2 separate regions of the Homo sapiens genome follow, and region 2 is linked to region 1. The links are chromatin loops, found by intact Hi-C in ENCODE. Cell type or tissue: heart left ventricle. All regions are shown on one strand. Links, peaks and the distances in the headings refer to the core of each region. The heading gives the core; the rest is flanking DNA.

Region 1 (12,210 bases), core at 3,843-8,842:
GGGCACCTGTAATCTCAGTTACTCAGGAGGCTGAGGCAGGAGAATCACTTGAACCCAGGAGGAGGATGTTGCAGTGAGCTGAGATTATGCCATTGTACTCCAGCCTGGTGACAGAGACTCCGTCTAAAAAAAAAAAAAAATTCTCCGTTCATTGTGTTACTGGTGGACCTTCTCTTGAAAATAGGTTTTCCTCAGTGTTTAGGTTAAATCAATGGAAAGAATTGCAGTTGCTGAATGAGTATATTTTCATTTTGGGGAAAAGGACATAAAGCCACAGTGTTGGTAGGTTCTGGCCCTTCATGGGATTTGGAATTTGGAGAGAGATTTGATAGTTTTACTATCCCATGTGGAAAGCAGCTGATCCAAGAATGGGATAGCAAAGGGGAGGTGTCTTCTGCTGGGATTGCTGGAAATACACTTGGCTCTGAGGGAGAGAAATGGGCTGCACTCTCGTTTCAAATAGGCCGCTGAAATAACTCTGGTTAGGGATGAGTTTAATGAGTCCTGTCAATCTATTTATTCTTCCATTCAATAAGTATCTATTGAGACAAGCATTATGACAGGGAATAAGAATATGATGATAAGCAAAACCTAAGCCTATTTCCAAGGGAATCACAGTTTAATGGAAGCATGTAGGGGCTGGGGGAGGAAGTATGGTGAAGTGGAAGAGACAGGAATAAAGATGGGTAAACAAAAGGTTACAGACCGGTGAGGCTACAATTTCCCTCAAAGTTCCTTGGGAGGCTTCAAAGAGAAGTTGAAATTGATGCTGGCTCTTGATGGCTAAGTAGAATTTTCCCCAAAGTGGAAGAATTTATTGCAGCCGATGAAATAGCTTGGTGTACAGTTATATTAGTATAAAATAGCATGATTGTCACTCATCATGGGGTTCAGTGAATCATTTTCAGAATCCAAAACTAATACTCCTTAAATCACCTTTCTGGTCTCTCTTTCAAGGCTCTGCAGCATCGGTGGTGAATTATCTGTTTCTCCGGCCAGCATTGCTCCTCCTCAGGCCGCAGTGGCCTCTGGTTCCTTCCTTCCTGAGTGATCTGTGGTTTGCTTGTCTCGCTGCATTTTCATGCCCTCTCCAGCTCCTTGCCATCAGTGCTCCTTCCTCACTGTCTCCTTCAATCGGCCTCTCTACTTACTGTATTTGACTGCACCCACCTTTCTGTTAGTCTCTCTTCATCCTCTTCCAGCTGTGCAAAAACAGCCAAGTCATCTCAGATATTGACTTATTATTTTCTCAGAGAGTAAAGTTATTAACTTCTTTCAAGAGCGTTGGTCTCTGAAGACGATGAAGGGGAGGTTGCCGAGGGCAGGGACCTAATGGGAGATCTTGACTGATGGTGAAATTTCAGGGTGATGATAATGAGGACAATAATACTATCAAAACCTGAGATTTAAGGAATCCCTTGCAAAGGTATATGAGAGTGTGTTAAGGAGCATCTCTTCTACTGTCGCATGCTGAGCAGCAGGTTTGCAAATAGGGCTGCAGTTGTTTATCTGGAAGGTCTCTCAGTTTCAAGAAGATTGGGGCTTAGAATGCCCGATAAATCTCCTGCCAAGTCAGCAAATGATGAAGTCTGTCAGACGGTGTGACTCACCAATAATTCAGATCTCTGTCCATCGCCTCTTCACCGCACTTACTTTTGGATTCCATTTCCATCCATTTTCACGAGTCTCATATGTTTTGTTCTAACCTTCCCAATGGATACACGAGACGAAAAAACAGCCAGCCTATATTTGGGGACCACAGTAAATCAGACAGAAAAAGATGGTGGAGTCTGGCAAAGTCTCCTTTCTAGAAGAACTACCAAATGTTACTGAGCTGTCTAATTTCCCTTTCAAAAAGGAGAAGAGATGCTTCAGGCAGTAGGCAGGAAGCCGGGTTCCCATGGATGGGTGGGTGCAATGAAAGAAGGAAGAGGACAGGAGTCTATTTAGTGTCCCTGCTTTTAAGCAGCGCATCAGTCAAATCACACCAGGAAGGTTCAGGTTCTTTTTTTATTTAAATGCTGGAAAAAGACACAGTTTCTGTAATACATTATGAAAAAATTATTTTAAAACCTTATAACTTTTGTATTAAGAAATCCATAATCAAAATTAACAAATATTTACTGAGCCTTAACTGTCATTCATCGATTACTTCTTATGTCCCAGGAGCTGTTCTCAGAGCTTGACATACAAGGTCCTATTAGAGCCAAACAGCGATTACATTAAGTGTTACTAGATTTATTGTACAGATAAGAAACTGAGGCATAGAGAAATCACTTCTTCAAGGTCACAGGGGCAGTCAGTGGCAAAGCCCTGGTTTCTTTGACTTGAAATTGTGTGCTCCTGGATGCCGCTCTCCACTGTGTACAGCACAAGACACGAGGATGCGCTTAGAAGTCTCACAGTCTCTATTTTCCATGCACACATATTGTTATAGATTCTAAATTCTTCACACTTCATTTAAACCTGCTGACTCTCTTTTACTCTTAGAAAAGAGAAAAAGAATAAAAAATTGTTAATCTTAATCATAAATGTAAACAGTTACTAAGTCACTTTTTAAGACTTATTTTGATGGTTAAAGGAATCCTGTAACCCATCTTTCAGTGCATTATCAATTATTATTGTTGTTCTCTGTGTCTTGAACCTCTTACTGGCATTTCTTATATGGTGTATTTCTAAGTGAATATATTCTTTTTTATAGAGAATTGGCGTTATGTCCTATGAGAGAAAAGAGTCCACCACTGTTACAGATCAATCTGTTCTCATACTGGCCTCATTTCTCTCACCTCCCACCAAAACCCTCAACCCTAACTCTGAGAGCAAATAGCTAACTGTGATCTCTAAAATATTATTAATGAGAACTCAGACTTGTGAGTTCGTGGGCACTTGGAAGCTGTGGCCTTCAACATCTCCGCTTTTCCCTACAGCTCTACCCCTTGCCATCTTCCCATTGCACACAGTCCATCAGAGCTGCTGCCTGTGTGCCCTGCTGTCTTTTAGCCAGGCCAAGGTGTATGAATAAACTAGGCTTATCCTAGATAATTTGAATTTGAATCTTAAGCTAAGTGAAAAAGAGATTTAAACGGCTTGTGTTTTTCTATTTGACCATCCTATTTCTGTCACATAAGCGTGCCTACATTCTTGCTTCTTAGATATCTAGAGCTGTCTTGGTTTTTGCATATTTCCAACCTGACTTGTACTTGACTTTCTATGCCAGGATTCCTGTTTGCTTAAATTGGCTAGAGGTGGGTTCTCTTGCTTGCAACCAAATAACCTCAACTAACTCTCTTCCTGGTTACCTCCCTCTGTTCATTCGTTCACTCAGTAAATACTGAAAATCTACTGTGTTCCAGGTATTTGGTAGAGACTGACACTATAGGTGTAACCCTGGCAAATAACATCACTGCTCTCAAAAGACTTACCACTGTGGGAAAATCAGAGAAATAGGCAGTTACAGTTTGTTATAATAAGGATCCTATTGCACTTTATGGAAGGTGCACCCACCTAAGACTTCCAGAAAAGTCAATCAGAGAAAGCTTCCTGGAAGAAGTAAAATGTATACTCAAAGTGGAAAGACAAGAGTTTGCCAGGTGAAGTGGTGGGGAAAGAATGTTCTCAGATAAGAGAATGTGGAGGATCTATGGAGAGCTGGAGGGAAGAGAGAGCAGATGCATTTGGAGAACTAAAAGCAATTTGACCTGGCTAGAGCATAGAACACCATGGGAATGGGGATGAATTAGCTTGAAGATATAAAGCAGAAAGAAACAGATTATGAAGGACTTTATAGGTCCTCCTAAGGAATTTCTACCTAAATAGAGTCAATGGGAAGCCACTGAAGAATTTTAAACATTGAAGTGAACTACAGTTTTGTGTTTTTGAATGACATTCCTGACTACAGGATAGAAAATGTCTTGGAGGAGGGCAGATTGGCCCTCGAGAGGCCTGTGGCAGAAACCTAGGCCAGAAACCTAGGCAATGGCTGAAGCCAGAGTTGCAACAACAGGGATGGAGAGCAGAAGACTACAGAGGAAGTAAAATCTGGATTGCAGATGGCATCATGGTCTTTTGGACAAGGGATTGACGCCGAGTGAGGGCAGAGCAGAGGATGAGGAATGAGTATGTACTGTGAGCAAGCAGGAGGAAGGTCGGGCTACGCATGAGACCTGAAGCACAGGGACATGACCAGATTTGGGGTGAAATAATGAATCTGTTGTCTCAAAGTTGGCCTTTGGCCTGTGCCCTCTAATTTGAAAGTATTAGAGAGTATCAGCAAGATAAGCAAAGTGCGTATGTGTGAATGTGTGGGTAGTGGGAATTAATTTCTTTGTTCTGCTTGAAGAACCGCAGAGAATGAATGAAACTTGTGAAAAACAAGATGAGGGTCTGCTTTGTCTGAAGATCCTACACAAAATGTGGAATGATGAGGGTCCTGGGTGAAGCTTTGCTGTTTGGAGTTGGTGTCCTTTGGCAGAGAAATCGTTCTTGGCCACGACAGAGCTGGTTGTGCATTCCATTAGCAGCGAGAGCCCATGGCATGTACACTTCCAGGCTGTTTGTCTCATTGAGAGCTGGGTGTGTGGGAGTGTTTACACCGGGGCTATTTCAGCCCAGGCTGGTGGATAATGAATGAGTTTGTTTTTGAGCTGGTGAGTTGGAGCTGACACAATGCCGGCAGGTGCCTTTGTCTCAATCCCCTCCATCCATCTTTATCGGATTTGCCAGACTCTCCCTCACTCTTTTTCCTTTCTTTACTTTACATTGAAGGCAGCTGGGAATGGATCTGCAGGACGACTCTCCCAGGACAATAATAATGGTGGGAACGTCCTCTGTGTGTTCATGCCTTTTCTGATAATTGTTGTCCACCCCCAACCTGTCTTCTACCTTCATCTGCTATGTCTCGAGTAGACCAAGGAGAGTTACATTCTAAAGAAATAGTTACCAGACATTTCCCAGGATGATTTTTTCCCAGTAATGAACTTAATTAATCTTTCACTTTCTCTATCTTTCTTTTTGTCTGTTTCTTCATGGGGGCTGAAGGGGAATGTTAGGGATTTTAGCCATAGTCTCATGTGGACTCATTGTCTCATAGCAAGTATGTTGTTTCCTCCTCTGTCTGAAAACCTCCAATTAACCTCTAGACCCAACCTTAATGCCATCTTCTAGGACACCTCAACCCCTCCCACTTTGCTCCTCCTGGTCTTCTCCGGCGACAGTAACCAGCATATTCAGTTGCCCAAGCTGGAAGCCTGGCTTTGACTCCCTCCTATTCTTCATCTCCCACATTTCATCAATGATCAGATTCTGCAACCAAAATCTCTTAATATCCCTTACTACCTTTGCAGCTATACCCCCCATAACATTTTTTTTTTCAGGCCACTATCATTTTTGGTCAAAATTTTAATTGTAGAATTAGGATCTTAAAGATTCAGACAGATTTTTCTAGAGTTCATATACATTATTTTTTTTTTATCTGAACGATTCTAACAACATCCGAATGGAAATCCCTGCCTTCCATTGTGTCCTGTTTGCACTTCCCTCGTCCATGTTTAGAGGATATAAAGAAAAGCCTGACCATTTTATTCCCTTGTTTAAAAATTTTCAGTGGGTTTCCACTGTTCTTAAGACTGGACAAACTACTAAGCATCTTACGGCTAAAGTCAGGCTTACAGTTAGAGCTCCCTTTTCCTTGAAAGTCTCTTACTATCATTTCCCTTAAAGATTTGTGCTCCAGATTAAATACGTTAACATTTAACTATGTACTTCCTTCTTCCTAGGATGGCTATGCCCTTCCTCCTTTCTCCTTTACTGTCACCTGGATACATTCTACTCACTGTTCATTTCAACTTTCATGTCATATCCCCTGGAAATCTTTTCCTGACCTCCTCCTAGCCTGGGCCTCATGCCCTCCCATGTGCTCTAAAAACTACCCATATCACTCATGTCACCATTCATTACAATGTGTTGGAAATACCTCTTTGCATATTGCACTAGACAGTAAGCTTTTTTTAAGGGCAGGATTGCATCTTATTCATGATTAGTTTATTCTTAGTGCTCATTCTGGTATATCAGGTGTTTAATTATTAGAAGGCCACAGGAAGTATTATTTATTATTTCCTCTGGATTCTCTGCTAGGCACCTTGTTTATTTATTTATAAAGGCATTAACAATGTTGCTTTGTACTTTTCGGTTATGTGTTCATGTCTCCCACTAGGTGGTGTGTTCCTCATTGGCTGGGACTGTATTGTACTTGTCTCTGTATCCTGTATGGGACTTAATACAGTCTCTAGACCATAGTAGGCACCCACTACATGCTGGTTCTTGCTAGACATTGAAGGTGCCGTGATGAACAAATCCTTATGCTCTCAATGTTGATATAGTTTAAGTTCCTGTCATTAATCAGCTATGTGATCTGAAAAAACAGCATTCTCACCTATACAATGAACAATTCCTCCATGATTTTTTAAGCTTAAGGCTCCTTTTTTCCAGAACCAGCATTCTAGAATTCTGACACTTGATCCAGTTTGCATGCTGCTCATGCTGAGATGGGAATGGCATTAAAGATGTTGGAAGGTGTTGTTCCTTTTAAAAGCCTTCTCTGTGTTGCAGCTCATGCTCAATTTGTATAGCTGAGACTGGTTTGTGGGTGTGGGGCCCAAGATTATGTTCTGTTCTGTTGTTTGCAGGAAGCCCCTCTTAAAATCCCTAGGTCCTCATGCAACCCCCGTCATCTCTAGATCCAGGCAGCCTCAGGCAGCAGATCTGGAAATCCTTGGGAGATTACCATGGAATGCAAACACTCAGCGCCACCCTGTGCTAAGAGCCAGAGGTGAGATGGAATGGGAGTTCCTGCTGTTGTGAAGGCCTGGCAGCAGTTCTGGCAAGTTTTAGGGAGAAGCTGAGACTCTTGATTCCTTTTCTTGTCCTAGTGTGGATGCTAAGTTTGGGAAGGCAAAACAGATTATATATGCATAGTTTTTCTCAATCCTGCCAAGCCAGGCTGATGTGGAGAAGATCATCTGGGCGCCTCTTGGCAGAAGACAATCATTTCCCAAGATCTTGGTGAACGTCTCTGAGAAAAAGGGGGCTTTCCCTCCCGAACAGACACCCAGTAGCTGCCCCCTTCCATCTTCTATGAACACCGAGGGCACACAAGGGTATGATTAAGCTACACCCTACCTCTCCCCTTCTCAAGAGATGAACAGGGCATTCATGCCGCCTGGAGCTCCCATTGTGTCCCCTATTCCTGGGAGCGCCTAGTGGCTGAGTGTCAACTGCTCACAGTTACCTCCTCGGCTCCCCAAAACCCATCTCCTCACAGGAACCTGGCTGGGAGGCCAAATTCTGCAAATCCATTTGGGGAAATAAAAGCCTTTTAACCTAATTTCTTCCTCAGAATTATTTATGTCCCTGATCAAAAAAGTACTCTTTTACCCTTGCAGTGTCTTCTAAATGATGTCAGATGTTACAGATGTCACCAGCGGCAGGATTCTCGCGTTGCAGGCTGCTTAATGCTTTGGAAATGATGTAAGGCCGAGAGCTGAGTGAAGTGCAGTGGTGGGGAAAGCTTATTTCCAGGGTCCAGCATTCCCAACCCATCTGCATTAGGGAGACCCGTGAATTATGGCAGCTGAGCAGGCCTCAGAATGATGGTTCCCGCAATTGCTGAAGACAGACCTAGGAAGCTCCATTTACCAAAGTGCCCTCCAGTGGCGTCTTTCCTAGCAGGCGCTAAATGTGTATAATGGGGAAGTCCTGGAAGATTTTCTCTCTTTTCTGATTTGGGTTAGGAAGGGGCGTCTGTGCTGAGGTGCATAATCCCTAATGATTTGGGTCAGATTTAGTGCCATCGTTATCTCATTACCTGAGGGTTCCCCAGCCTGGCATGACTGCTGGAGAGTGAAGAACAATGGTACCCCAAAGATTAGGATGTTCTTATCTACAAAATGGGGACAATGGGAGCTATTTTTCACAGAGATTTTCCCTCAGTCACTTTGTGAATCCTCAGATGTGAAACGGAAGGCAGTTGGCTACCTCAGAGTTTTCATGTCATTCTGTTTATTTCCATCATAGCATTTAACATTCTGTGAAATTATCTTGTTTATTTTTTTGTTTGTTGTTTGTTGTTGCCTTTCTTGACCTAACACCTATTGAAATGTAAGACCTACAGTCAGGGAGTTCTATATTTCCAGATTCTGACTATATTAGATTAGACTGTAGCAGACCAGTGATCTCTTTGAGAACAACTAGACAACTAGACATTTCAAGTAAAAAACTCGATTTGAAGACTGAGGCATTGAGGACTAGAGGTCCAAAATACCCTCAAAGGGGAATCCTCAGGGGTGTAATGTGATATTCCACAGATCTTTTCTGGGAGATGAGGTAGTGTTTTCTGATTCTGAACTTAAAACAAGGGACTGAGAATTCAGACAGGGTTTCAGGCAGAGGACCACTGCTAAAATGCCCAGAAATGAGAAGAACTTTTGGCAATCTTGTAGGAACTAGAGAGACAAAAGTTAGAGATTTGAGGGGCTAGGATCCTGGTCAGAAGGGTAGGCTGGAGAATTGAGCCAAAATTTGTGCAGTGTTTGCTCAAGACATCTACCAAAGTCTGAGATTGCAGAGACAGGAAGCTAAGAACCTTAGCATAAAGTCTTTGAAAAACAATACACAGACTGTAGTAGTCTTATAATAATAAGAAAGCTAGAATCAGAATTAAGAACCCACCAATGTGAGCGGTACCTCGTGAAAACCCCAGGCTCTCTTGTGTAACTCAAAGGGGAAGCCAGTGGTAGATAGAGCCTTACCAAAGCTGTGCTCCTTCCTCGATGTGGTGTTGTTAAGGTCCCAGTTCCACATTCTCCGCTCAGCAGAAGAAGGGGCCAACTCTCTCTGGAGGAATATAATATCATTTGGGGCTGCTATATGTTGTTATTATGGGTGTGATGCAGTCAGTAAAAAAAATTGCCAAACATGACAAGCAATGAGACTGAAAACCAAGAAGTGGAAAAACAGACTATAGCTAATTCTAATATCCAAATCACCTCTAGGTCTTTATCAGCAAAAAACTGAAAAACAGCTGTGATTAAAATAGGCTGGGTGTGGTGGCTCATGCCTGTAATCTTAGCATTTTGGGAGGCAGAGGCGGGTGGATGACTTGAGGTTAGGAGTTCGTAGTTACTCAGGAGGCTGTAGTCCTTGTTACTCACGAGGCGGAAGTGGGAGAATCACTTGAACCCAGGAGGCGGAGGTTGCAGGGAGCCAATATTGCACCACTGTACTCCAGCCTAGGTGACAAAGTGAAACCCTGTTTCAAAACAACAACAACAACAACAACAAAACAACAAATATTCAAGAAAATAAAGAGGAACAAAAATAGAATTTCAAGAGAGATTTGGAATTTATGCTTTTAAAATCAAATGGTATAGTGTACTCAAATCTACACATAATAAAATTTTATAAAAAACACTCACACAATCTGAATAAGTTCTTTACTTTACAGATAGTAGTATTGTAGCAATACGGCAACATTATTGCTTGTTTTGATAATGTACTTTGATAATGTAAGACATTATCATCACGTATATAAGAACTGTGCTATTTTTGCAACTTCTTGTGAATCTTAAACTACTTCAGAATAAGAAGTAGTTGTTACTTCAACATAAGAAGCTTTAATATAAAATGACTGAAAAACCAAATGTAAATTCTGGAACTAAAAAATACAATAGCTGAAATGAAGAACTCATATAGGTTTAACATTAGATTTCAGATAGCAGAAGAGAGTAATACAGGTCAATGGAAAGTATACAGACTGAGGCACAAAGAGGAAAAAATATAAAAATATATAAAATAAATTAGAAAAAATATTGGATACAGTAAAAAAAAATCCAAAATAATGTAAATGTAGCCCCAGAAGTAGAAGAGAACTGGAATGGGTTTGAACAAAAAATTGAATGTTTGGTAATTTTTTGAAACTGATAAAAGGCAGCAAACCACAAACTCAAGAATCTCTATTAGGATAAATGTAAAGCAAGATAAATATAAAGAAACCCAGGCACATCATAGTAAAACTACAGAAAATCAAAAACTAAAAAAGTCTACATTACTTTTAAGAAAACAATAAGAAAAGTTATTCAACAGACTTTTCAACAGAAACAACAGAAGGTAGAAAGCAATAGAATGGCATTTTTAATATGTTGAAATAACAACCCCCCAAATAATCCTTTATATCTAGTAAATTTATCCTTAAAAAACTGAGAACATTTGCAGACATACAAAATTTAAAAAACTTGTTACCACTAAATGTACACTAAAATAATTAACAAATATTTCTTCAGACAGAAGAGAAATAAACCCAGATATAAGCAGGTCAATACAAGAATAAGGAGCAATAGAAAGGATTAATATGTAGACAGATATAAATGAATATTACCTGTATAAGACAATAATAATAATTTCTTGTTTTGTGGGTTTAAAATAATGTAGAACTGAAATACATGTTAATTAAAAAAAATTTGGGAACAGAGATACTAGATTTAAAATATTATAGTGTTCTAGCATTGAAAGGCAGCATAAAGCTAATAATCTTTTTTAGGATGTAATTCTTTAAAAATTAACATTGTATTAAATAATTTCTAGGATACCTTCCAAAAGAAGTATAACTAATAAGCTAATAGAGGAGGAAAGAGAAATTTAAAAAATGATTAATCAGAAAAAAAGTCAAGAAAAGAGAGGAATAAAACAAACATGAAGCAGACCAGTCAAGTAGAAATTAGCAGTAACCTAGTAAATAGGAATTCACAACTTTTGGTAATTACATTTAATGTAAATGGACTAAATATTTCAAGGAAAATACTAAGATTGTCAGACTGGATATATTCTAATTGTAAGAAACATGCCTCAAATATAACATTACAGAAAGTTTGAAAATAAAAGAATGTAAAAAGGTGAAACATATAAACACAAAATTAAAATAGTTATTGGCTCACATTATGCACTCAATAAATAATTATTGGTTAAATTTATATTATTCTTATTCAAATACTGATGGCAGCAAATGCAAATATTTTGGGTGGTCTTATAAAAAGGCATATTTGACTTAAGAATTAATATTTACTGACTATGTTGGTGGTTGGAGATGAACAACTGTAAGGCAAAAATTTTAACATGAATAATTAGTAAAATTTATAATGAAGGGAGTATTTTGATATCCAAAGTATTGTATTGTCTATGTATTCAGCTATTAAAGCTGTTCACTTATTTATTTACTATTATTTCTGGTCTATCTGGTATTTCTGCTTGATCACAAGCTCTGAAAGGCAGGGATTTGGCTCAATTCAAATCCCAAGGACCTTCTACTGCTAGTCTAGGACCAATGTCCATGGGTTGTAATGAGGATGGTGGCTACATGGAAAGCAAGAATGAAAAGGGGACCCTCTAAAGGAGCGATTGGGTGGAGAAGGTGACCTGGAAGAGTAAATGTTTCTTGGTTTCTCCAGATATATAAAGCTCAACTAAAACTATTCCACATTTAGTGCCACAGAAAAAGTTTATAATAGTTTTAAAATATACATTCAAATTTGCAGACTTGGTGAATGGATTAAGTTTTGTAATTAATTTCTAAAAAGGCAGAAAATTATGTGATTCTCATTGAGTCATCATTACATAATTTCATCATTACACAGTAATGTATTCAGTGAAATTCATCCAGTAACTTATCCAGAGTAATTTTTTCTGGTAATTTATTCCTCTTTGCAGGAGTTCCTTCTTGTTCCTGCTCCTTATTCCTGACCCAGCTCCATTTTTATTTATTAAAAATAACCATAGGAGTCATGAGAGGTGTTTTGGTGGAGGTCAAGGATTATGAACTGAAAGTTTTAGATATTAGAAGTGAAATTAGAAGTCACATGGTATTTGGCTTCTCACCCTCTCATTTTTTCCCATCCTTCCCTATTCTTCTTTTCTTTTGGCCTTTCTATTTTTTCAGTATTAACACAACTGAGCTACTGTCTTCTCTACTAAGAACTATCTGAATCTTTGAAGGTAAATGCTATGTAGACTAACTGAGGTTGATAGTTGGGTAATTACCCTTAACGGTTACGACAGAGATGAGTAATAGGTCATTTGTGGGTTCAGCCAGGATGTAATTCATTGTGCAGTTATTTCTCAGATTAATTATCTGTAATTGGTCCAGAAACGACCTTTTCTTTCTTT
Region 2 (12,210 bases), core at 4,303-9,302, 540 kb after region 1:
TAATGTATGCCTGTTTTTTTGTCATATTTCCAGATACTATCTGTATATCTCTACTTGTCACATAGTAGCTATGATCTGAACAGGCAATTGGTTCTGCTCACTTACTATTATCAGAAAGACTGGCTCAAGATCAGCTGCTCCTTTTTGGCACTTGCCCTTCAAAATTTAATTGGCTTAGATCCAACGATTCTATATTATGGGTCAAATCACTCCATCACATTGTGATACATTTGGCAATCAGTGTATATCAGCGGGTTCATCTAGAAACTACATTACTTACTATTAGCCATCCTATGGGAACTTTTGGAGATATTTTCATTGCTCTGATAGATGATTGATATCACTTGCTTTGGAATTTTTCTGGGATGAAATTATAGTAGTCATGCTTAATGTGTTAGAATATGGGGACATGATTACTTATTCTCCCCGTTTTAGAAGCACTGCCAAACCTGCCCCCCTCTCAGATGGTAACCAAAACATTTAGACCATTCTGGGTTGGTAACATGAATGACCTGCGTTCCAGGGGTTTGTCAGAAGCATATCTTGTATAATTCTATTGTTCCACTCTCATTTAAAGTCTTGTTGCAGAAAGTTATTTATCCATGTTATATAATTAATCCACTATTTGAATTAAACTGAAACCACCGCATGTTTTAGCTTGATATCAAGTGATTTTTATTGCAATCCCCTTTGGTATTGTAACCCAATTCATTGGAAGCCAATGGCAAAAGAAACAGATGACAAAATTTCTCTTTGATATTGGAAGATATTGGCGAGGGCAGTGTCCACTGGGACTGTCACTGAGTGTGAGCTTGCTGTTTTGAAGGGAATGGCATTCACTATCCCACATCATGGGCACAGCACTCATGGTCACTTGGATCTTGCCCCTTGTATGAAAGAGTTAATGGTGGCTTATGGAAATGATGTAATTTGCTAAATTAACTAAGTTAGAGGCAAAGGTGAAACTACGTGACTTCGCAATCCGTGCTTTTAAGAGTCAATGGAAAACCATGAAGTTTTCTGTCTCAGTACTTAGCAAAGCCGTGGTTCTCCCATGTAAAAGGTTCATGGTTATTTTGTGTACTACCTGCCTACAGTAAGTAATAGTACTCTTTCTCTTTTGTTAATAATGCAAAGTCAAATGTGCCATCCACTGTCAACATTAATATAAGACTTTTCACATGGATTTTGATATGTACTTCTATGCAGTTGTATTTTATTTCTCACCCTTACCTTCTTATTACACACTTTTTCTCATATATTTATTTTATCGTGCTACACAGTGGATACTTTGGCAAGCTGTCACAAATACAATTTGATAATTACAGTTCACACATTTTACTCTGCTATACCATCTCCTAACCGTCTAGTAAGAGAGCTGAGTGCCCGTTTTACAGATGAGGGCTTTGAAGTTTGGGTAGTGTGATCCTATGACTGCTCAGCTAGCCAGTGCGGGAAAGAGCCTGTAAGCATCAGCATTTGCTGTCAAGCTCGATCATACCTCTACAGGGTTCTAGTCAAGAGCAGCATCTTCCAAATACTGTTCTCTGGCACGCTGGCATGTTAGATATATTAATAGATGCTCCTAAATGTTAACTTAAAAATAGTCTGTAGTCATACGTGTTGGCTAAATATCTCTCTCGGGTTGCGACAGAAAATTAATATGTTAAACTCTGTGAAGCAGAGCAGGTTAAATTGATGTTTTATAAGTTTACTTGGTCCAGCACATATTTTTCTTTTCATTCAAAATGCTTATTCATTGAGTCTACATGGACATAAAGATGGGAACAGTAGACCCTGGGGACTTCTAGAAGGGGGATGGAGGGAAGGGCAAAGGCTGAAGAACCCCCTATTAGGTTCTAGGCTCACTACCTGGTGACTGGGTCATTTGTGCTCCAAACCTCAGCATCGCACAGTATACCCATCTAACAAACCTAGGCAGGTAGCCCCTACACCTAAAATAATACTTAAAATTATACAATGAAAGAAAATGCTTATTAACATCTTCTTCAAAACTGCTATTTAAAAAAATCAACTTGGAAAATGTTGGTAAATATAACGATAATGTTGAAAGAGCCTAAGCAGCAATTCAGTCCTAGCCTCAGCTCTCACTAACCAGCAGCGTGACCTTCATTCAGTCACTTAACCTCTTTGGGTCTTAAGTTCGTCGTCTGTTAAATTATAGGTTTGAACTCGATGATCTCAAATGCTCCTCTCAGTGCTAAGATGTTTGATGTTTGACTCTAAGTGCAATCTCATCTCAGGCAGGCTCAAGTGTATACTTAGGTTCTAAGGGTTAATGTAGCATCCAGAAGAATTTTGATTTGAGAATAAGCTCATAACAAGGAAGGAAATCTTGCCACTTGAGACAACATGAATGAACCTGGAGAATATGCTAAGCAAAATAAGCCAGACACAGAAACACAAGTACCGCACGATCTTACTTATATGTAGAATCTTAAAAAGTCAAATTCATAAAAGCAGAGTAGAACAGTGGTTACCAGTGGCTGCGAGTGTAGGGGGATGGGGAGATACTGGTCAAAGGGTACAAACTTTCAGTTCCAATATGAGCAGCTTCTGGGGACCTAAGGTACAGCACGGGTGGTGATGAATGTGTTCCTTAATTTGATTGTGCAGTCATTACACCATGCATTACACCATGCATTACATCAAATCATCACGTTGTACACCTTGAATATATTCAATCTTTATCTGCCAACTATTTCATTTATTTAAGCAGAATTTTCATCTACAGGAAGAAGATGGGGTAAAGAGGAGGACATTTATCAGACAATACATTGACTTTTTATTGCAAACTAGAAATTGAACTTATCTGCATTTCCTTTCTTATTTATATTATTCTCCAAGTTGTAGGAAGCTCAGAGAAAAAAATTGAAGACATAAAAAAGTTGATGTCCCTTGCAAAGTTGAAAAAAAAATCACATCACATTTTATGTTAGGCTTTTAAAATGGGGGAAAATAATTACACCTCAAATTGAGAACATCACTTGACTGTAATATCCCTTTTCAAGCAGATTCTACTAATTCCAGATTTAGAAAATGAAAATGTGTTCATAGAAACCATCAGAGCAAGGCAGATGGAATAAGGTATTTGAAAAATCTTAAAGCTGTGCTTGAATTATCACCTTTGGATCTGCATATTTGAAATATATGATTAAAAGGCTTTCTCTAGCACTGTTTTACACCATCTTCTGAAATGCACAGAGAGGGATCATTAACTGTCCTCTATTTTCTCTGAGGATGGAATAAAGCAAAGAAGGATTTCAACTGCAGCAGGAAGGAGCCGAGTTAGATATTAGATGAACCGACAGGTTAATTAAACAATTCAACTAGCTTCCAGAGATGACTTGGCTACTGCAGATTTAACATACGCATGATCTCCTAGATTGCCTTCTACTTTTATAATTCATTCTCAGATCAGATATACACTAGAACCCAAGAAGTCTCTCTTCTCTTCTAGTTCTTTCCAACCTAGAATGCCTATTTAGACCTTCGTCAAAATTCCGACTTGTCTTTGAGGTGCACATGTACTTTTACCTTCTTTTGGTCTGTAAGATCTTTAATTCATGTAACATTCTGTTACATAGCACTCCTTTCTCATCAATAACATATGCCTTGGTACTTTATTGTATGAGAATATAAATTACATTCATCAGGCTACACCACTGCCTTCTTAGTTAATTGCTAGGTAAGGTTTGTCTTGCCAAATGCATTGAAAGCTCTTTCAAATCAATTCAACAAATAGTTTTTGCTCTATGTGCTGGGTACCAAAGGGATCCTCTTTAAAGATAAAGAAAACACCACCATTGATCTCAAAGAGCTTAGTGTCTGGTGTGGGGAATGGCATGCACACAGCTAATTAAAACACAGAGCTGTGTGTAACATGGCTGTGGCAGAGACAGAAAGGAGGTATTGTGTATGGAAGGTAATGAGGGGAAACTTCATGAAAGAGAAGCGTTTGAACACAGGGTGTGAACTCTGTCAATCCCAGGCAGATCTGTAGTTCTACTGTGGAGCCCCATGTCTGGCACATAGTAGGCAGCTACTCATGAAATGCACTGGGTTGTATGAATCAGTGAAGACATAAATATATTTTTCCAGGCAAAGGCATGAAGGAAGTGGGATCTAAATGGAAGGATGAACTTCAACATTAAATAAAGGAGTCCATTTAGCTGGATTTTACATAAACGGAAAGTGAAGGAGATAAACTTAGAAAAGTAAGTAGGAATGAGATATTTCAGTCCTTGAGTGACATAATACATGGTTTAATCTTTATTTGGTAGGTAATGAAAGCAGAGTCGGACTTTGAACAGATGAACAATATGGTGGAGGCTTTTGATGTCAGTATTTTTATATCATGGTTCTTATAATAAATCTATATTGTATGGTAGATGCTCACTCATGCTTGAATTTGAGTTTGAGTTCTAAGTAAAAAAAAATGGCAAGGTTTTAAATAGAAATGATGGGAGTTACATTATAAAAACCACAGATATAACAGGTGATCTCATACTCGCAGTGCAGAAGGACATGGAGACCCCATGAGGCTGAGCAAGAGAGCTGGGCTTGGGGCCAGACCTCTCTGATCAGGCCAGGCCCTATCTGTCCGACTGCCTGGAGCGCCCCAATACGCCTCCCAGTGATGTGCTGCCTGACCCCAGATTGGCTTCCAAGCCAAGCCGAATATCCTTCAATTTCATTTTAAAGGAGGAAGTGCTTTGTTTTCAAACTTAGACACCCTCAAGAGATGCCTGCGTCAATATTTGCCTCCCTGGTATGAAGTTTTCTTTGTGGAAGCTGAATCTCTCAGCTGAAGCTTAACACCTCTTTCTGGGAAACTAAACAACGAAACTTGAATTTGAAAATTGACCTTCATCGGATGTTAATTAGCCTTCTTAAAACATTGATGGTTGAGAATGATAAGAACCAAATGATGTTTATGGAGTGCGCAGGGTGTGCAAGGCCCTGTGCAGGTGTCTGGGGGGTGGGCTTTGGAGAACTGCCAAGGTATGAATGCTGGTTCTGCCACTTACTAGTTGTTTGTTCCTGGAGGAGCTATTACCATTAGTTACTTTCCTAATTTATAAAATGAAACCAATAAGGCCTGCCCTACAGATCTTTTCTGTGGGTAGGTACAATGCACAATACAGTCTCCGCTTGCCAGTTAAAAAAAAAATGTCAAGAGAGGTCTCTGCTCTCAAAGAATTTGCCATCTAGTTAGGGAGACGAGGCGGGAGCATGCAAAAAGTCAATTAGTAACAAAGGATTGAAATAACAATTCCAGACAATAACAGAAAAGATGTCACAAGGCTGTATATGATTAATTGCCAAATGAATTTTTCACACAGTAAGAATTCAAAGAGAGAACATTTAGGATTGGGACATCTACCAAGTTCATCATCCCGTCATTCCGCAACCTTCCGTGCAGCGAATCCTTCCTGTCCTCGCGCTCACAGCCCATGTGGGATCCTGGGCTGGTCTGGAGGGCATCTGGCATTCCACATGGGCCTCCCGTTATTGGAGATGTGGTCTCTCCCCAGTGGCGAGGCCGTGTTCCAAAGGAATATCCTGCAGAATACTCCAAACCCAAGATAACTGTTCCAGTATGAATGGAGTGCCAGGTCTCTTTCCATTGCAAGTGGCGAACATGCAACTGAATCCAGCTTTGAGATGTGGATTTATCCACTCAATGGCTGGAACAATCCAGGTGCAATTCCTGGGAGCAGGCACGCTGGATGCATGGGCCGAGCCTTCCGGGGCCCTGCCTGGCCCCTCTCTGGCCCTTCCCAGGCTGGGGTGGGGTGGGGTTGGCTCCCTCAGGCCAGCCCTCTCCGCAGCCAGCGACCCGAGACAGGGGCACCAGTATCCGGGACTCAGGCTGGGGCAGTGGGAGCACACACGCATGCGGTCGCGGGGCCTCGGAGAGGGGCAGCTCAGAGGGGTCGGGTCTGGGAGTGAGACCACAGCGCGCGCCCGGCTCAGGCAAAGCCCGCGGCTCCCGCTCCCGCCGCTCAGTGCACCCGCGGGAAAGGCAGCAAAGCGAGCGGCGCCCCAGTGACTGTGCGGCCCGCTCGGCGGGGTGTGTGCGTGTGTGTGTGTGCGTGTGTGTGCGTGGTGTGTGTGATGTGAGTGTGGTGCGCACACGGGTGCCGTCGGGGCGCAGGCGGTGTTTCCGGGCGGGTGCCCTGTGGCTCCACCAGGCAGTGGCTGGGCTCGGCTGGGGCGTCCGCCGCGGGCTCCGGCGCTGACGGGCGCCCTCTGGCGGCCGCGCGGACGAGGTGCGGTCCCGGCGAGGCACTGGCGCGACGTCCGCCCCGGCCCCTGGCGCCCCCTTGCGGCGGTCTCCGGGCAGCGCGTCTGCCTGGGACGAGGTCGGCTCGGAGGGGCCCCCGGCACCCTGCAGGCTGGCGACCTCTCCGGGTTGGTGGGCCCCGCCCGGGCCGCGAGGAGGCCCAGGCGCCGGGGCGGGGAGGCCGCGCATGGGGTCCGCAGCGGCGGGACGGGCCGCGGGGGAGAAGCGGTCTCCAGAGGGGCCTTGAGCCCCTCGCCCGGCTTCGTAGCTGACAGGGCCGTGCCGTGCCGAGGGCTGTGCCACTCGGCGCAGAACGGGGTGGGGCGGGGGTAGTAAGAGGGGAAAGGGGGATGGGCGAGGGGGAGGAGAGGATGAGGAGGAGAGGAGGGGAAGGGGGATGGGCGAGGGGGAGGAGAGGATGAGGAGGGGAGGAGGGGAGGGTGGCAGGTGGGGAAGGGAAGAGGGGAGCGTGGGGAGGGGAGGATGGGGAGGATGGGGAGGAGGGGAAGAGAAAGGATGGGGAGGGGGGAGGATAGGGAGGAGAGGAGGGGTGCGGGGGAGGGGAAGAGGGGAGGGTGGGGAGGGGACGGCGCAGCGGGTCCTCTGCCTTGGGCAGACCCGGCCTTCCCTTTGCCCCAGCCGGGTGGAGCCCGGCTCGCCTACCCAAGGCCCCAAGACTCCAGCGCGGGAGCTGGTGGCTTCCAGGGGCTCCCGGAGTGGCCCAGGACCCCGGGTCGTGCGGACGCGGGGCTCCTCTAGAGGCTGGAGGGGAGCCGAGGCGGAGGCCCAGGCCCGGGCTTGTCCTGCCCTTGGCCTGGGGAGGGGTCCCTGAGCCGGGAGCTGCTCTGGGCCCGGGTCACCCCCGGCCGTCTCAGGGCTCTTAGCAGCAGGAATGGCGCCAGTAAAGAACGCGCGCTAGAAGGAAACGGCAGGACTCTGGGCACACTCGGGAGCAGGGACAGAACTTCCCGGGGCTGCTGAGGGACGCCTCCCAGGGGACCGCGCTCCCGTTGGGATGCAAGGGACAGATGCCTGGAAGAGAAAGGGCCTCACAGCACACGCTGGCGGCTGAAGGCTGCTGAGAAGGGTGGGGGCTGTATGCGGAGAGGGGCGGGGAGGGGCGCTGCCAGCGCTTCACCTGCCATTCGAACGGCGGGGGCTGGATGTTTACTGTGGCCTCAGTTTCTCCTTCTAGAAGGAGATTCTGGATTGGGTGATGAGTACCATTGATGTACCCCACAAAGCCTCCCCCTGGGGTTAAGAGGAGGTGCTTAGGTCCAGTAGCAGGATCCCCCTAGAGCAGGAGTGCATTTAATACACTATTGGGCTTATCCAAAGGGAGAATGTGATAGAAGCCTCCGTCTGTCATCTCAAGAAGAGAAGTCAATCTACTCCAGCTCAGGATGTGGAAAACAAAAGACGAGCTGTGAACACCAAATACAGTCCTGTGTAAGAGCGCTTCATTCATTCGCTCAGCCACTTGCGAATTCCTTACATATTCGTTGAGCTTGTGCTTTGTAGCACACACTGGGTTACGAATTGGGAAAGCAGAGAATCATCAGCCTCAGTTCCTAAGTTGCGGAATCTGTGATCTAGTGGAGGAGGCGTTCACTTAAATGATCAGCAGGATGCCGCATCCTCAGAGATGTCTGCTAGGTGGTACCAACGGGGCTGACATCCCAAAGGAAACGGAGAATTAACTGTTCAAAGAGCCCTAACCCTCCAGATGGAAGCACCAAGTCCTGTAAATATAAGGGATGGGTATACCTCCCCTCTCCACCAGGGACATCAGATGCGCCTGTCACCCTGAAGTCAGGAGCACACTGGGATGCTGCAGGAGTGTCCTACAAGGAATAGCTACATTGATTATCTCGGCTTCGGGTCCTTCCAATTCTAACACTTCCAATTTATGTTTGTGGATATAATGTTGAAACTGGTCCTCTCACCAAAAGCTAATAAGGCCTGGCGGTAAGCCCCTTTCCCCACCATGCACGCTTCACCCCCACTCTTCCACTCACCTGTGTCCCCACTAGACTCCGAGACCCATGAACAGTCGTGTTCTGCACCGATATCTCAGCCTCCAGAACAGGCTTCAGCATGCAGAAGGCCTAGGTGAGTAAATCATGAATGAATGAAGAGGTGAACAAACAGATGCCTGCAAGGTGTTTAAAGGATGGAAGCAATAAAAACCATTGAGCTCCTTCATAGCGACAAGAGCTTTTATACTGATTCTCTCTCCAGCTTCAAGGTGCTAAATGGCTCCTCAATAGAATGAGTGAAAATAAACGGGCACAGTGGGTTTGGGTGTTTTGCTGATTTGAGGGCAGGGAGGAACTTGTTTAATGAAATGTGTGAATATGGCACCCCAGACCTGGGGGTGTCCTCTCAACTAACCGTCTTGTCTCAGGCAGCATTATACCTAAAACATTCCACAGATGAGACTAAAGCCTATTTTAGGAAAAAAAAAAAAAAAAAAAACATTTGATTACCAAAGTGGGAATGTTTTCTCACGGTGCCGCTGCAAGTATGGAATCGTTGGCATTCTACTTCATCTTCCCTCTTAGGGCCTTCCTACTCACCGTGTGGGCCACACACCGGCCGCAGTAGTGTCATGAGAGCTTGTTGAAAATCAAAAGTTCCAGGCATCATCCCAGACCTACCAAAGCTGAACCCACATTCTCACAAGACCGCATGGGTGATGAGGGGACACACTGGAGTCTGAGAGTTACCATCCTACAGTCCCGCAGGTTGATTCCAGGTCAGGTCTATACATCCGGCCATCTGCATCTGGCTGGGTTGCTGTAGCTCTTGTGGATTGGCCAGTAGTTCTGGCTCTGTTGTGGATGGGTAGGGTGAGTGGGGACCCTATTCATAGACCATAAGGAGTTTTCTTCTCTGGTCATTGCTCTGTTCCCAACTCTCTACACACTTCTGCTAAAATGCTCCTCCTTATGTTGAATTAATTCTGTAAAACTGTTTTTCTAACATGGTTGAAGTTCAAAAGGCATTCCCAATGAGCTGCTTTGTGAAAAGGGAGAGTGATGCCTATCTTCCATCCCCTTGGACGGGCACCTCAGCATGTCTCTGGCATCATTATGGAGCAAAAGGCAGAGCCTGCAGCAGGATGGAGAAGGTTGGGGGATGCGGGAGGTGGACAGGACCTTGGGGAACATATAGGTCCTTCCTCTCACCTTACAACAGGCAGGCGGAAGTGGAGGGGGTGGTGAATTTGTGAATTCACAATTCACAAATTGTGAAATTGTGAATTTGTGAGGTCACACGGTGAGCTGGTGCAAGAGATGAAATGGGAACCTCCCGAGGTTCTTACAGTGGGTGGCCACGCCTGGCTGTGCACTTTGCAGGGTGTCACAGTCATTTTTTTGTCACCCCAGAACAAGTGTAGAGTACTCGGGCAGATTTGTTTTAGCCATTTTTTAGCCTCTTTTCATATAGAGATTTTTGATTTATCTGAAAGGAAATCAGATCTGAGATCATAAGTTGAATCCACATATATGAAAATCAAATGAATGCTTATAAATCATCTGAAGCACCATCTACTCCAGCTGCCCATCAAAAATGTGGGTCCCCCTGTGACATTCCTGCATGGTCAATGCCTGGCCTTGAGCACCTCCGGAAAGGGGAGATTATTCAGATGGGATAACCCTGCTGTGAGGCTGTGTGCTCCATGGATCCATTCTTGCCTTCTGTTCAGTTGAAATACGCCTCTCGTTACTTACACTAGCTTAAAATGCGTATCAAAAGTACAAGCAATTTCATATCAAACATGCTTGCCAACGGCAAATGTCTTCATCCAGAGAGAGCCAGGGGCCCGGAGATCAATTCAGGCGGGCGTGTATGTGGAAAACTGGGTGAGACACGGCAGGAACTGGGTGGGAGGAAGGAATATTGGGGTGGGGATGAGCTTGGATCAACAAGAGGGAGAACTAACGTGGCACATCTGGGGAATGTAAGGATTCCAGTAAAAAAGATTCACGTGGCCTCGGAAGTCTCTAAAATCTGTCGTTTATAACCCCTAGTAGGTGGGTGCTTTGTATTTCTCAAGCAGTAAAAGAATAGCATAGCATAAGGAGTGTATGAAGGTGGTAGTTGGGGGCGGTGGAGAGATTTCTGGGTTTACGTCTTAAGTTTGGAGTGACAGCCAAGATTCTTAAAATACACGGGCACGGAGCGCCCTCTTGTGCCTGATCGGAGCCAGTGCCGCTCTGTAAAAGCGAGCATTGTGGCGCTCAGGGAGCTGCCCGTGGTGCATCCCAGAACCTTAGACCAGAGGTGATTTCCAGGGTTGTCTGCGCCCTCCTCACTGGAGGGATGAGGGTCAAGGGCCTAGACAGCAGGAGTCATTGAGCAGGGGTAGAAGCCAGGTCTCTAAACTTCAAAAGCGTGTTGCCTTTTATATTATTATTTCCTTTTCACTCCGGCACAGGCTAATGACTGAAACATATTCCTTTCTTTGTCACCGGTTTACACAAGGACCTGCTCACTCCATTGCTCATTTTCTTTTATCCTCAGTCTCTGCTGTAGTCCCTGCACACATGCAGTGTGTCTGTCGTGTTGCCGTGTTTGTGTGTCCAGTGTGGAAAGCGTGTAGATGTTCAGCTGTTTTAATGGAGCAATGTAGGTGATACTGTGTTGGGTGTCTCCTTGTTCCCGTGTTTTCACTCAGCCCCATGTTTATCAGATCGTCCGGGCGGCTGCACGCATCTTGAGTTCATTGCGCACAGCCACCGTGGCGTGCTCGGTGCGTCCACACCCCTGCTTGGTGTGCACCTCAAGTATGTCTGTCCGGTCCCCTTCTCTACACAACACTGCAGCAGACATCTTTGCAGATTCCCACTTCAGTACGCCGATAATACCTGGGGGCTGAGATGGACTCAGAAGTGAAATTGCTAGGTCATAGCAATGTAATTTACTCAGTCTAAGAGTTACCAGATTCCTCCCTAGAATCGCGGCTTCCATAAGGTTTCTCATATTTTCTGTATCCCCTCCAACTCTTGCCATTATCCAGCTTTCCAGTTTTTCCCAGCAAATTATGTGTGAAGTGCTTGTATTCCACATTCTGATTCTTTCAGTCTGTATTTATCTGAGTATTTTTTTTCTGTGGCCGGTAGATGGGCATTTGCATTGTATGTTTAAATTGTCTGTTTGCATCTTTTGCCTATATTCCAATAGGAGTCTTTTCTTTTTCTTATTGATTTGAAGATTTTCTTTGTAGAAACAAAGTATTCATCCCTTGGTGTTTTTATGCATTGCAAATGTCTTCTCCCAATGAGTTGACTGTTAACATATTTCTTGTGCTTCCTTCATTTAATAGAAATTCTTAATTCTGTCATCCTCAGTCATCATTTTTCCTTGTGCTTTTTGCTTTTGAAGTTATTTATAGTAATTAAAAAAATTCTTACCGAGTTCTAGTTCACAAAGACAAGCTCTGACATTTCCCTTTATTGATTTTATAATTTCACTTTTCACATTACAGTCTTAAAATTGTATAGAATCCAGTTTTACAAGCGTCATTAGGTAGGGATCTTGCTTTATTTTACTCTTGATTTCAGATTGCTTTCCACTTCCTACTCAGAAAGGTATCACGCCGAGCCCACGGGGAAAATGAGGGCAGGGCTGGAAAGCTTGAACCTGACTCCGTGTGATGAGCTCCAAGTCACGGGGCAATCTCAGTACTTGTTCCTCAGCTTGATGGGGCACAGACCTCTCCAGATTCCCTTGGCCAAACCCAGCCCTCCTGATATCCAGGCAGGGTTGAGTTCTAAATGAGCTCACAGAGCCATAAGCAAAGCTCAGAAGTCCACCTCATCTGATTTCCCTAGCATCACTCTAGAGAACCGCAACCCAGAAAGAGTGATACTCTCTGTTGCAGAATTCCCTCA

Evidence for each region. Peaks named below come from ENCODE experiments on the same cell type or tissue, not always from the same donor. Only the 100,000 strongest peaks of a DNase experiment are listed, where the experiment ranks them.
Region 2: a loop joins it to region 1, with 4 times the contacts of the local background. A loop is called at or near these places in 5 of 110 quality-filtered maps.

Annotation. Positions count from the first base shown.
Region 1 is chr11:133,614,179-133,626,388 of GRCh38, reverse strand. No RefSeq gene overlaps it. Among named protein-coding and RNA genes, the nearest start is that of OPCML, 88 kb to the right of the region's middle. In heart left ventricle, for the core only: a CTCF peak has its summit at 6,228; no DNase peak of the experiment used is centred there.
Region 2 is chr11:133,077,053-133,089,262 of GRCh38, reverse strand. All of the region lies in intron 1 of OPCML (opioid binding protein/cell adhesion molecule like), which reads left to right. Among named protein-coding and RNA genes, the nearest start is that of OPCML-IT1, 280 kb to the left of the region's middle. RefSeq lists a silencer at 6,091-6,450. In heart left ventricle, for the core only: CTCF peaks have their summits at 6,091 and 6,298 (motif pointing left); DNase peaks (open chromatin) are centred at 6,292 and 6,668; H3K4me3 peaks cover 974 bases; H3K27me3 peaks cover 1,317 bases.